Regions from separate parts of the Homo sapiens genome. Here region 2 is linked to region 1. Evidence: read pairs that join two places in POLR2A ChIA-PET (ENCODE). Cell type or tissue: HepG2. All regions are shown on one strand. Links, peaks and the distances in the headings refer to the core of each region. The heading gives the core; the rest is flanking DNA.

What was found. ChIA-PET counts read pairs that join two places held together with the same protein. Peaks named below come from ENCODE experiments on the same cell type or tissue, not always from the same donor. Only the 100,000 strongest peaks of a DNase experiment are listed, where the experiment ranks them.
Region 2: POLR2A ChIA-PET joins it to region 1 with 9 read pairs; 3 of 35 experiments call an interaction of 5 or more read pairs at or near these places.

The regions. Positions count from the first base shown.
Region 1 is chr14:70,002,606-70,007,980 of GRCh38, reverse strand. The region is part of intron 7 of SMOC1 (SPARC related modular calcium binding 1); the gene reads right to left. Among named protein-coding and RNA genes, the nearest start is that of SNORD169, 27 kb to the right of the region's middle. In HepG2, for the core only: no CTCF peak of the experiment used is centred there; a DNase peak (open chromatin) is centred at 2,490.
Region 2 is chr14:69,848,571-69,853,945 of GRCh38, reverse strand. No RefSeq gene overlaps it. Among named protein-coding and RNA genes, the nearest start is that of SMOC1, 28 kb to the left of the region's middle. In HepG2, for the core only: a CTCF peak has its summit at 3,342; DNase peaks (open chromatin) are centred at 3,045, 3,415 and 4,855; H3K4me3 peaks cover 1,383 bases.

The DNA.
Region 1 (5,375 bases), core at 79-5,078:
GTCCAGGTGCCTCTAAGAAAGAGACAGGAGTGATTTATCATAATAGCACTAACCCTCTGTGAAGAGTACACAGAGAGTTTGTCTTACAGCAAAGAGAAAATCTCCCTTAAAATCATCTTTACAACTAATAACAAGAAAAACAAACATTCATTGAGTGATATGTGCCAGGCAATAGACTAAGGGCTTTACCTAATGAATCCCTTTGCCCATGTGAGGTAGGCACTATTATTACGCCCATTTTGTAGACAAGGAAGCTGAACGTTGGAGAGATTAATGGATTTTCCCAAGTTCACTCAGCCAGGAGAGAGAAAGGCTGGGGATCCTGACAGTCAGGCTTGACTTGCTAACCTCTAGACAGTGTTGCCTCTAACCATTTGCTCTAGGAGACAAATAAATTTATTTTTACAGTGAGCTCTTCTATGTCAGTGTCTTTGCAGACTATCCCAAATCTGCTGCATTCAAAATCAAATGTGCTGGACACAGCACAGCTCCTTCTGACCAATGATGTCTTCTCGACCTAAGCACGCTACAAATCTTGTACCTGGATATTTTTCTCTCTTTGCCTCAGAAGCGGAAAACTTAAAACCAAATTTAACTCATCCACCATTGCAGAACTCTAAAATGAATAACAATAGCTAACATCTATTTGAGTATTTACCATGGGCCAGACTTGGAATTAGGTGCACTATGTGTATTAACTCACTTCAAACTCATTACAAGCCTTTAAGGGCAGTGTTGTTATCCTCATTGAACAGAAAAGGATGCAGAAACACAGACTGGTTGAGAAATTGGATGATCATAGAACTAGGAAGTGGCAGAGCTGACATTTCAGCACTGGCTGGGTGCTTCACCTCTGCAAGATCATCTTCTTGCCACAGGCTAATCTGATTTTTATCCTAACCTATATTTTTCTTTTACTCACTATAGGTCATCTCATTACAAAACAGTCCCCAATGAACTGTGCCTCCCCGTGATCATGGCCTTGTGTGGACCCCTCCACGTGGACTCTGGTTTGCTTTGGCCAATAGAATGTTAGAGGCAATGCTGATGTTTTGTGTCAGGCCGAGGCCTCAAGAGGACTTGCAGCTCTCGCTTTCACTTTTGTGGAAGCTGCCCTAAGATCATCACAAGGAAGCTGGTCTCGCCTACTGGAGAACAAGAGGCCACAGTGAGGAAAGGGGAGCAGCTCAGGTCACAGCGAGTACCAACTGCAGATGTGAGAGGGAGGTCACCTTGTACATTCCAGCCCAGCTGATCCTCCCCTACCTGGATGAGTCCAGGATTAAATTCAGGCAAAACAAGTATCCGGCCAACCCACAGACACATTAGAAAGAATTAATTATTTTTATGGTAAGCCAGTACATTTCGGAGCAGTCTGTTACACAGCAGCAGATAACTGAAACATCTAGACCTCCTTAACTATTCATCAATTTACCCTGTACGTATTTTTGTAGCCCTGTAAGCCCTTCAGTCAACCAATCAATTATTCTTGAAGGGCTTCTCTAGAGGTTATGGGTCATGCATATGCTAATCAGTAAGTACCACAGGGCATAAGCTTATTCCATATCTGAGGACCCAAATTTGTAACTCATCCACCATTGCAGAACTCTAAAATGAATAACAATAGCTAACATTTATTTGAGTATTTACCATGTGCCAGACTTGGTACTGGGCAGTTTGCTTGTATTAACTCACTTCAAACTCAAACAAGCCTCTAAAATAGTGTTCTTCTTATCCTCACTGAATAGAAGAAGGTGCAGAAACACAGACTGGCAGAGTCATTGGATCAAGATCACAGAACTAGGAAGTGGCGGACCCAAAAAGCCAGACCACCCATGGGGCCACTATCATCCTCTTTCCTTCTCAGTTACCTAAATCCCAAATGGGTCTTAAAATTCACATCTATCAGTTTTCTTAGGTACCAAGAAGTCCCCTTCCAGAATGCAAGACAGGGGGCCTATTTTGTGGGTCTCTTCATGATCATGGGTTCAGAGAGGGAGCTCCCCAGAAGTGAACACACACTATTCTAAAATAATCTGTGCTCAGGAACACTCAGGGAAAGATGACAAGATTAGAAGGTCTGGCCAGGTATCTATGAGAATGGGCCAGGACCATCTGTAAACACCTGGAAGCCATAAACGGAAGGGGAGAGGGAACAATCAGGGCTGTCCAGGGGGGCATGGAAATGCATGGCCACACATACACACTCACACGCCCGCCCCTATAATCCTGTCCCTCAGATGGTGCAGAGAAGAAGTGAGAGTCAGGTCATTCCGCACTTGGCAATGAGTGGTTAAAGTTTCACTGACAAACCTCTGACTGCCTAAGAGAAGAAACACAATAGAAAAAACATCCAAGCAAACTGTCCAGTACCTAGTCTGGCACATGGTAAATACTCAGATAGAAGTGAAACCATGTCCACCCCTTGTCACCAGAAGGCACACAACCCTGTCCACCACTAATTGCACATAGCAAAGAAGGACCAAAGTCCAGCAGGAGTGGGCAGGGCAGGAGACAGGAGAGGAAAAAAGAGGTTGGACCAGACAAACATGAACCCTGTCTCCAGGCCCAGGGCACGGGTTCTTTCACATCCCACCAAGAGAGGATAAGCCTGGAGCACAGCTCTGTCGGCTAGGACTAGCCCAGGCCTCTGTGCCTCTCAATTACTCATGGTGATTAGGAACAAAGGAAAGCATGGATAACCTAAATCCTCAGCTAATCCCCAGACTTGATTTTAGCCCAGAGTTTAGTCTTTTATCCCAGAAACCTTTTCTTCTTCATCATCTTTTTCCTTTCTCTTCTTTTTTTGTTTAAAGCAAAAATGGCCAAAAAACATAAACATTACAAGATTTGAGTTTCAGATCTTTGGGCTGGCCTTTCTTTCTAGACACTGCCTTCCAGAGGAGGAACTGCTGAAGAAAGGAGCAGACAGAAAAGCTGAGATCCTGGGTAACCCAACACCAAAGCACCTTCTGCACATGCAGTCAGCAGTTATTGGTAGACCAGCTATGCTGTAAGCTTTTTGGAGAAAGAACATGGGAACCTCATGGTGATGGAGGAAGTGGAGGTCAAAGGGGGAGACGGGTGGAGAGAGCAGACAGTAGACAGAGAAGGTCTGTGTCACTCAGGGTTCTGCAGAGAAAGAGAACCAACAGAAGACAGAGACAGGCGTATATGTATGTGTGTATGTATCTTTATATCTATTTGTTTTGGAAGGGCTAGCACAGGGACAAGTGCTAGATATCTACAGATTATAGATACACACACATATACATAAAGAGAGAGAGAGAGAGTGATATTTTAAGGAATTGGCTATGTAATTATAGGGGCTGGCAAATCTAAAATATGTTGGGCAGGCCAATAGGCTAGAAATTCAGGTAAGAGTGATGGGGCAGTCTTGAGTCCAATATCAATAGGTCAGGTCAGCAGACTGGAAACTCAAGAAGGATTTCCATGTTACAGTCTGGAGAGGGAATTCCTTCTTTTTGGGGAAACCTCAGTCTTTGCTCTTAAGCCCTTCCACTGATTGGATGGGACCCACCCACATTATGAAGGGCAACCTGTTTTATCTGAAGTCAATTGACTGTAAATGTTGACCACATCCACAAAATACCTTCACACCAATATCTAGATGAGTGTTTGGCCAAACAACTGGGCAGGATGGCCTAGCCAAATTGACCTATAATATGAAGCATCGTAAAGTCCATCTGAAAAATAAGTGCAAGAAAAAAGGCTAATCTTACAGAGAACCATACGCGGAAGAACTGAAGAAGAGCCACAAGCCATGAAAACATGGACTGGGAAGATGCCTTGATGAATGATGCAGTCTTCCTGGAGAAAGAATCAGAAGCTCTCCCAGTGGAGGCTCGTTTGGTAACCAAGGTGCCTACTCTGGCCATCCAGACAGGGAGTTCCTTACACTACAGAAAAAGTAAGCTGACATGGTCCTGAGAGAGGAGGACCTAAAGCAGGATCCTGAGTAGAAAATGAGATTAGGGCCCAGGAAGAGGACACAAAAAAGGACTGGGACCTTGTAGACCCAGGTTATCACCCAGGATATTACTGGTTGTATATGTACTGGGTGCTGGCATCATGTCAGGTGCTGGAGAGGCCAGAAAAATCCTCTAAGATGTAGCAAGCAGAAAGAATAAACCATGAGATCTTTGCCTACCCTCATTCTAGGCCATCCTCCATCCCTGAAGCTTTCCCTGAGGCCCTGCCTGGAACAAGGCTAGAAGCAGTGGAGGATCTGCCCTCGTGGGCCCCTTGTCCTCGGTACCCTGACTTCACTGGATGCAAGTTCCTGGAAACTAGGGCTCTGCACATCCTTCCTGAGCCTTCACCACACCCGTCTCTGGTGGCCATAGGAGAGCCATGGAATCTCTGGTGTAAAAGATTCATAAAGGGTACTTGGTCCAAGAACCCTTCTATTGCTTGAGTCCCCATTATGTCACCCCTCTCACAGAATTCTAGTCTGACACTTCAGAGATGGGGCTGCCCACTGTTGAATAAACCGTAGGGATGAGACCACAGAGGCTGCAAAAAGAATATCTATCCCTTTGACACATCCTGGGAAATGCTACACTCAACCCTCAGACCATCAAGCACTGGATTTTCTTGGGGGAAAAATCAATTAAAATGTTACCCAGACTGAAAAATGAGAGGCACTTACTTGGGTTTCATTGCAAAAGGAGTTGTCCCACTGAGCCAAGAATATTAAAGAAAAAATTAGCATTGTATCACCTACAGTGACCCTGAAACCCCATCAAATACTTCACACCCACCTAGTCTCTTATCAAAAATGAATGAAATGCTGAAAGATAACCCAAAATATCAAACTGTGTGTTGAAAACAACCTTTCTAAATTACAACATGAAATTCCAGAGGCATAAGAAACCACATGGCTCCAGCCTCAGGATTCTCTAGGTCAGCGTGCGAGCATGTGAGAGTGTGGTGTCGGGAGTGTTCCAGAACTGTAGGGTGGCTGAGAATTTGGCAGAGGAAGGCACTGCAGGAGTAAAAGAGAGAAAGATAGGACCAGGTTGTAAGGAACTGACTTTGCTGTTTCAGAAGGATTAGCACAGGGACTAGATGTGGTGCCCCAGGGAAGGGTTGCTGCACTCCATGATTTATGGGACATCACTGAGCAGGCCCTTGCTGTTTATTTAGCCACAGGGGGTTTTAGCACCTATGGTTTCAAGCCAACTATGTGAACAGGTTATTTTTCTTACTTGTGGACTTTGCACTTTTTCACAGGAGGGGCTAAGTGGCCCCCAGAGGATCATTTTTCCAAGCACCATTTGCTGGGCCGACTCTGCCCTGCTACCATGGCTTTCCATCACGCACACCACTCAGTGCCACTTGGCCATCGCCAA
Region 2 (5,375 bases), core at 195-5,194, 150 kb after region 1:
TCCTTTAGGCTCAGCTCTGAGGGAAAATGAATTCTGAGTCCCAGGTCGTCAGCCTACTTTCAGCTGTCAGCTGGGGCTCAGAGTCTGCCACACGCCCCCGTCACCTTCCACTCTGCAAAGTCCTCCAGCCAATGGGCTGGTTTTCAAGCTGAACGCTCCAGGTCTTGCCCATTGACTGAGGTAGAGTGAATGAGGTAACTAAGATCCCGTAGCTTCCCAAGGAATGGAATTCAAGATACTCTCCAAGGTATCTTGGCCAAGCTTCTGGAAGAACCCAGGATGGGTTTGGGGATTCAGGCAAAAGTCTAGCCAGTTCTCCTTTGATCCAAACAATAAGCCTGAAAAGAAGCCCACCCCACACCCTGCCTCCAGAGGAAATCAGACTTCATGGAGTGTTGCCAGGAACCCATCTCAAGTTCTCCCACAGTGGGACATAACTTCTAAACCCAGTGGATTAACAGATCCAGGGACAGCAAACAGAAGAAACATAAGTCTGACTGAAAGCCGTCAAAGATTATTCTGAAAACAGCCTATCAGCCCACCACTTCCCTCCATTCCAGAAAACTAAGCAAGGTGGTTGGAAGTCAGACAGGGAGAGATGGCAAAGGGAAAGAGTGGAAAATTACAGCTGAAACCCACCTCCCCCTCCCCCAACCTTAAAGGCTTCCCTTTCAGTGTCAACAAATATGCAACCAATTAATGTAATTGCAGAGTTATTTATGGTGCCCAGCAAAGTGCAGCTGGATCCTAAAAGACAAAGTTGGAAGCAAGAGAAAAACTTTGTCTCCGCTTTTGGTGTGTGGTTTTGCTGGTCGGGCTCTTGAGGGGGAGGGGAGGGGCTCCTTTTCTTTCAGATGTTTCAGTCAACTTGTGGTATCCATGTGTCTGGTGGTCATGGCCCCTTCCAGGCAGTTTGCAGGTGTTCCTGCCTGGGGCAGGGGGAAAAAAATAAGGGGGCAGCTAGAGGAAAAAAGCTAAAGGTCTTCTGATTTCAAACTGTGATCTGACGTCGAAGACTTTTTCAAGGTTCCCCACTCTGACTGCACCCCTGTCTTAATCCTCCTGCATTGACCCTTTCCATAACAACCACCACCAAAAATTGCACAGAGAGACCTTTTTTCTCATAGCTGTTATGTGATTGTCTGGGATGACAGCTGTGTTGCCACTCAGCGCCTCGCACAAGACAGGTTTTAATTAGAGTTATTGAGGGGTTTGAATTGGCACAATTAGGGCCAGCATTAATGGGGTCTCCATGTGTTCTTTTGAAGAGTTTGGCCCTGTTTTTTGTCCCAGGGCAGGAGGGAGTTGCAGCTAATGAAGTTGGAGAGTGCAAATTATCTCAGCAAAAGGACAGCAAATGTAAACCACCCAGGGGAGGGGGAGACACTCAAAGGAAAGAAACGAAAAGAAAGCAGTTACATGTGGTGGAGGCACAAACACATTCACACACATGCTTACTTTCATATCTTCCTTTTCTTAAATGGTCCTTTTAGAAGGAACTTTTGTCCACCAAATATATATCATTGGCTAAGAGGGAAAGCAGGAAAAATGTGTATGCTATACCAAACTAAACTGAGGATGTGTGCATGCACATGTCTGCTTCTATGCTAACCCCTCAAAAGCTTATGAGCATATTAAAGGAAAAGAGAGATGAGACAAACTTCAGTTATCAAAAATCCTAATCCCTCATCCTCTGAGATGCTGGTTGCTTTTTACTGTCCCAGTTTCCTATTTCCTTTCTTTCCAGATGTCTGTTCCTCTCTTTGAGCTCCTCAAGCCCTTATCCTCTATGTTCCCTAGAACGGGCTCAATTTAAAAAGATAAGGCCTATCCCCAAGTCTCTGAGCCCCCCACCCATGAGCACGTCCAATAAAGTGCAGCCCAGGACGGTGCTGGGGACAGGCCTGAAGTCCAGTAGGCCCTGATGCCTCTAACTTCCCTATGGACCTGACACTCTTCCAAGAGGTACCTTTGGTAAAAGTCATTTCCAGTAGAAAGTCAATCTGGGGAGTAAGAAGGCCAGAATTGGAAAAACAAATATGATGGAGCCCAGTTATAAATCAACTCTGTCTATGTGAGAAGAAGGCAGTTGAACTGAAACAGGCCTCCGTTCAGTGTGTCCCCAGAGCCTGGGGCTGGATTTGGGTGGCCTCTGAACTTTGGGGACTGGGGAGTGGAACCATTTCATAAGCCAAAGCAGCAAAAGGCCACAGTATGCTGCAAAGGCAGAGGCAGGATCATGCACAAGTTGCAGCCAAAAATGAAATCAGGTGAAGCCACCTCCCCAGCACTGTGGGCCAGTGGTGGGGCCAGCTGCCTGCAACAAAGTCCTCTCCCTACTCATTTCAAGATGAGGCTCCTGCTCCATTTTTGCATAGGTGACATCTCCTTCCTTCACCAGGTGTTTTCCCTGATGTATTAGCAATTCCAGTGGCCAAGGCTAGTCTTGCTACCTGGCATAATGAAATGGCGGGGGGGAATGGGGCAGCGTGTTGGCTCACCCTCTGTGGGACAGTCTTGGCAGAGAGGAATGGGAAGCATAGTTGAAGGAACTAGAACCACTCCCAACCCAATGAGGCCCAAGAAATGTAGACAGACAGATACCCAGTTTAAAATGCCTCAAGTACTCCACAGATACTCAGGTGCTGGTACACAGAGGTTGACCTTGTCTGATGCAGCCAACTCTTCTCCTGCCTCACCCACATGAACCATGTGGGGCCGAACTTTAAGAAAAGAATCCCACATGGCCAATTGGTTTTCCCAAAAGATTAAATTCCTGAGCCCAGCAAAGATGAGTATGCCAGCACATGTAGCATGACAGGGATGCTTTAAAACAGTGGTTCCAACAGGGGGCAAATTTGCTCCCCAGGGAACATTTGGCAATGTCTGGCCACATTTTTGGTGATCCTATCTGGATGATAGCGCCAGGGATGCTACAAACATCCCACAAGGCACAGGACAGGCCCCACAACAAAGAATTATCCAGGCTAAAATGTCAATAGTGCCAAGGTTGAAAAACCCTGCTTTAAAGTTAAACAGACCTGGGCTCAAATTCCAGCTCTACCACTTCCTAGCTGTGCGATTTTAGAGGGCCAGTAATCTAAGTCCTGGTTTCCACATCTGTAAACCAGGGATGGTAAACACCTAGCTCACAGTTAAAGCAACTCACTGGAGAGGTTCAAGAAATAGTAATCTTCCTTTTTTTTTTTTTTAACTTAAAAGAATGTTCTAGGCTATCTTTACTAGAATCACTAAAAGAATGTGGCATTTGGGTAATCACTGATGAAGTCTTCCAGCCCTGAAATTGCCCTTTGCTCTTGCTGCTGCCACCTGTCTCCTCAAACAGAAACTAGAAGCCTGCGCACGGAGCCTTTTTGGGAGAAGCCTTCAGGACACCTTCTATTCTGAGTCACAGCAGCCTCCGCGCCACCTGCGGCCAGCTGCACTGTGGTCCCTGGCTGCGCCCCCAGAGACCCAGCCATGGCGGGGCGGCAGGGGAGGGGCCGCCTGGTTTCCGGTGGAAGTGGACTTGAGTTCGGCCTTTTCTTTTGAACCACGCAGCGGCCAAACGTCAATTAGCAGAGCCCGGAAAAATGAGTGCGCTCTGCGCTCTCCGGGAGGAGGGCAGGGCGCCCCCGGCCCGGCCTGGGGTTGCTGCCCTGTTCCCCCTATTGTGCCTCCAACAAGGGCGTTTTATTGAAAAGAGCTGAGTGCATCTAATGCAGTTATCCGTGTCCGCCTCATCGGGCTGTGGGCTGGGGGGCGAGGCACGCAGCTGCCGCCGCCTCACACGCTCGCAACAAAGGAGCGCGCCGTGGAGAATTTGCTCCTCTTTGAACGGCTCATCTGGTTTCCATTTTTGAAAGGTTCCCCAACCCTTCCCTTCCACCCAGCCCCCACCCCACCTTCACCCCCTCCTTTCTCTGCTTTGCTCTAGCTGTGCCCCTTGGGGGAGGGCGCCCCACGACCCCCATACAGTCACCCCCTTATGCGTGTTGGAGGCATGGGTGTCCCCCCTACACCCGGCAGGGCCACACGTCCGAGCTGGACAAACACACGCGGCTTCATGGCCAGCCTGAACCGCGTTCCCTGGCCTGGGCCTCAGTTTCCCCACCTTCAAAACGCCATGATTGCATGCCAGCTGATTAATGGTCTGTGAGTCAACGAACTGATTTGTAAAGCATGTGGCAAGTACATGATAGGATAATTCAGAAAATTTTAATTGCCTTTAATTTTGCTGGAGATAACCACCATCAACTTTCTATTTTCTTCTAGTCGTTTTCTCTGTATAAGAAGTCATATACAAAATTACCTTTCGATTGGGATCAGGTTGTTATGCAGTTTTATATCCTGCTTTTAGTTATATCTGGAGGCATTATCCCATGCTAAGAGTCTCTGAAAATGTGAGATTCTTAACTGCCAAATATGCCATCATGGGTTTGTACCATAATTGATTTAACTGGTTCCCCCACTGTTGGACATTCAGGTTGTTTTCCTGTTTGCTTGGGTGGTGGTGGTGGTTTTTACCCCACTATTATAATTACAAGGCCATTTTTAAAAATAGAATCCTCACGTGGCTTCCCAAGTTGACAGCTGGATCTAAACCCCTGCTCCACTATAAATCAAAGGCATACGGCAGGCACTTCCACCTCTTCTGAGGGCTGGCACGAGGGGAAAGGTCATCACTGGCCTCCTCCTCCCCTGCCTGACACCTCCAGGCACCTGCAAGTTGGAAATTCACATTTGAATCATGGCCCCTGTAAATTATGGCCTTGGGCAAATTGTATAACCCTCAGTGCCCTCAGCTACACAATGAAGATAGAATCACGCTGACCTCAGAAGGCTCTTGTGAGAACTAAATGAAACAAGATACACAATGTGCTGAGCATGTGACTAGGACACAGCTGCCAGGCTGTCCCACTTACTCACTGTGCGACCTTGGGCAGGTTTCCTAGTCCCTCTGCGCCTCAATTTCCCCACCTATAAAATGGGGAGTTGTGAGGATTAAATGAAGTAATACATTAAAATTACAAAAAACTATGCCTGGCACATACTAAGAACTCAGTAAATTTAGCTATCATTATTGTGCACCTGCCTGCCCTGCTTGTGAAGAGTAAGGTCAGCTCCCCCACCCCAACTAGTTTTCTCTTTAATCTCCCACAACTAGCCCATTCCAAACCCTATCAGTACAGGTTCTCCTTCCAACCTCAGGCCCAGCTCCACTGGAGGAATCCTAAGCCCTCAGAAAACAGGATCCCAGATGAGATACTGAGCTTGAGCAAAAAGCCCAGGCCCCAGAGAGATCCTCACAGAGCACCCCAAACCCCCTCCACACCCCTAGCCTCTGCTTCTGGCATTAGCAGTCTCCCCGGCTC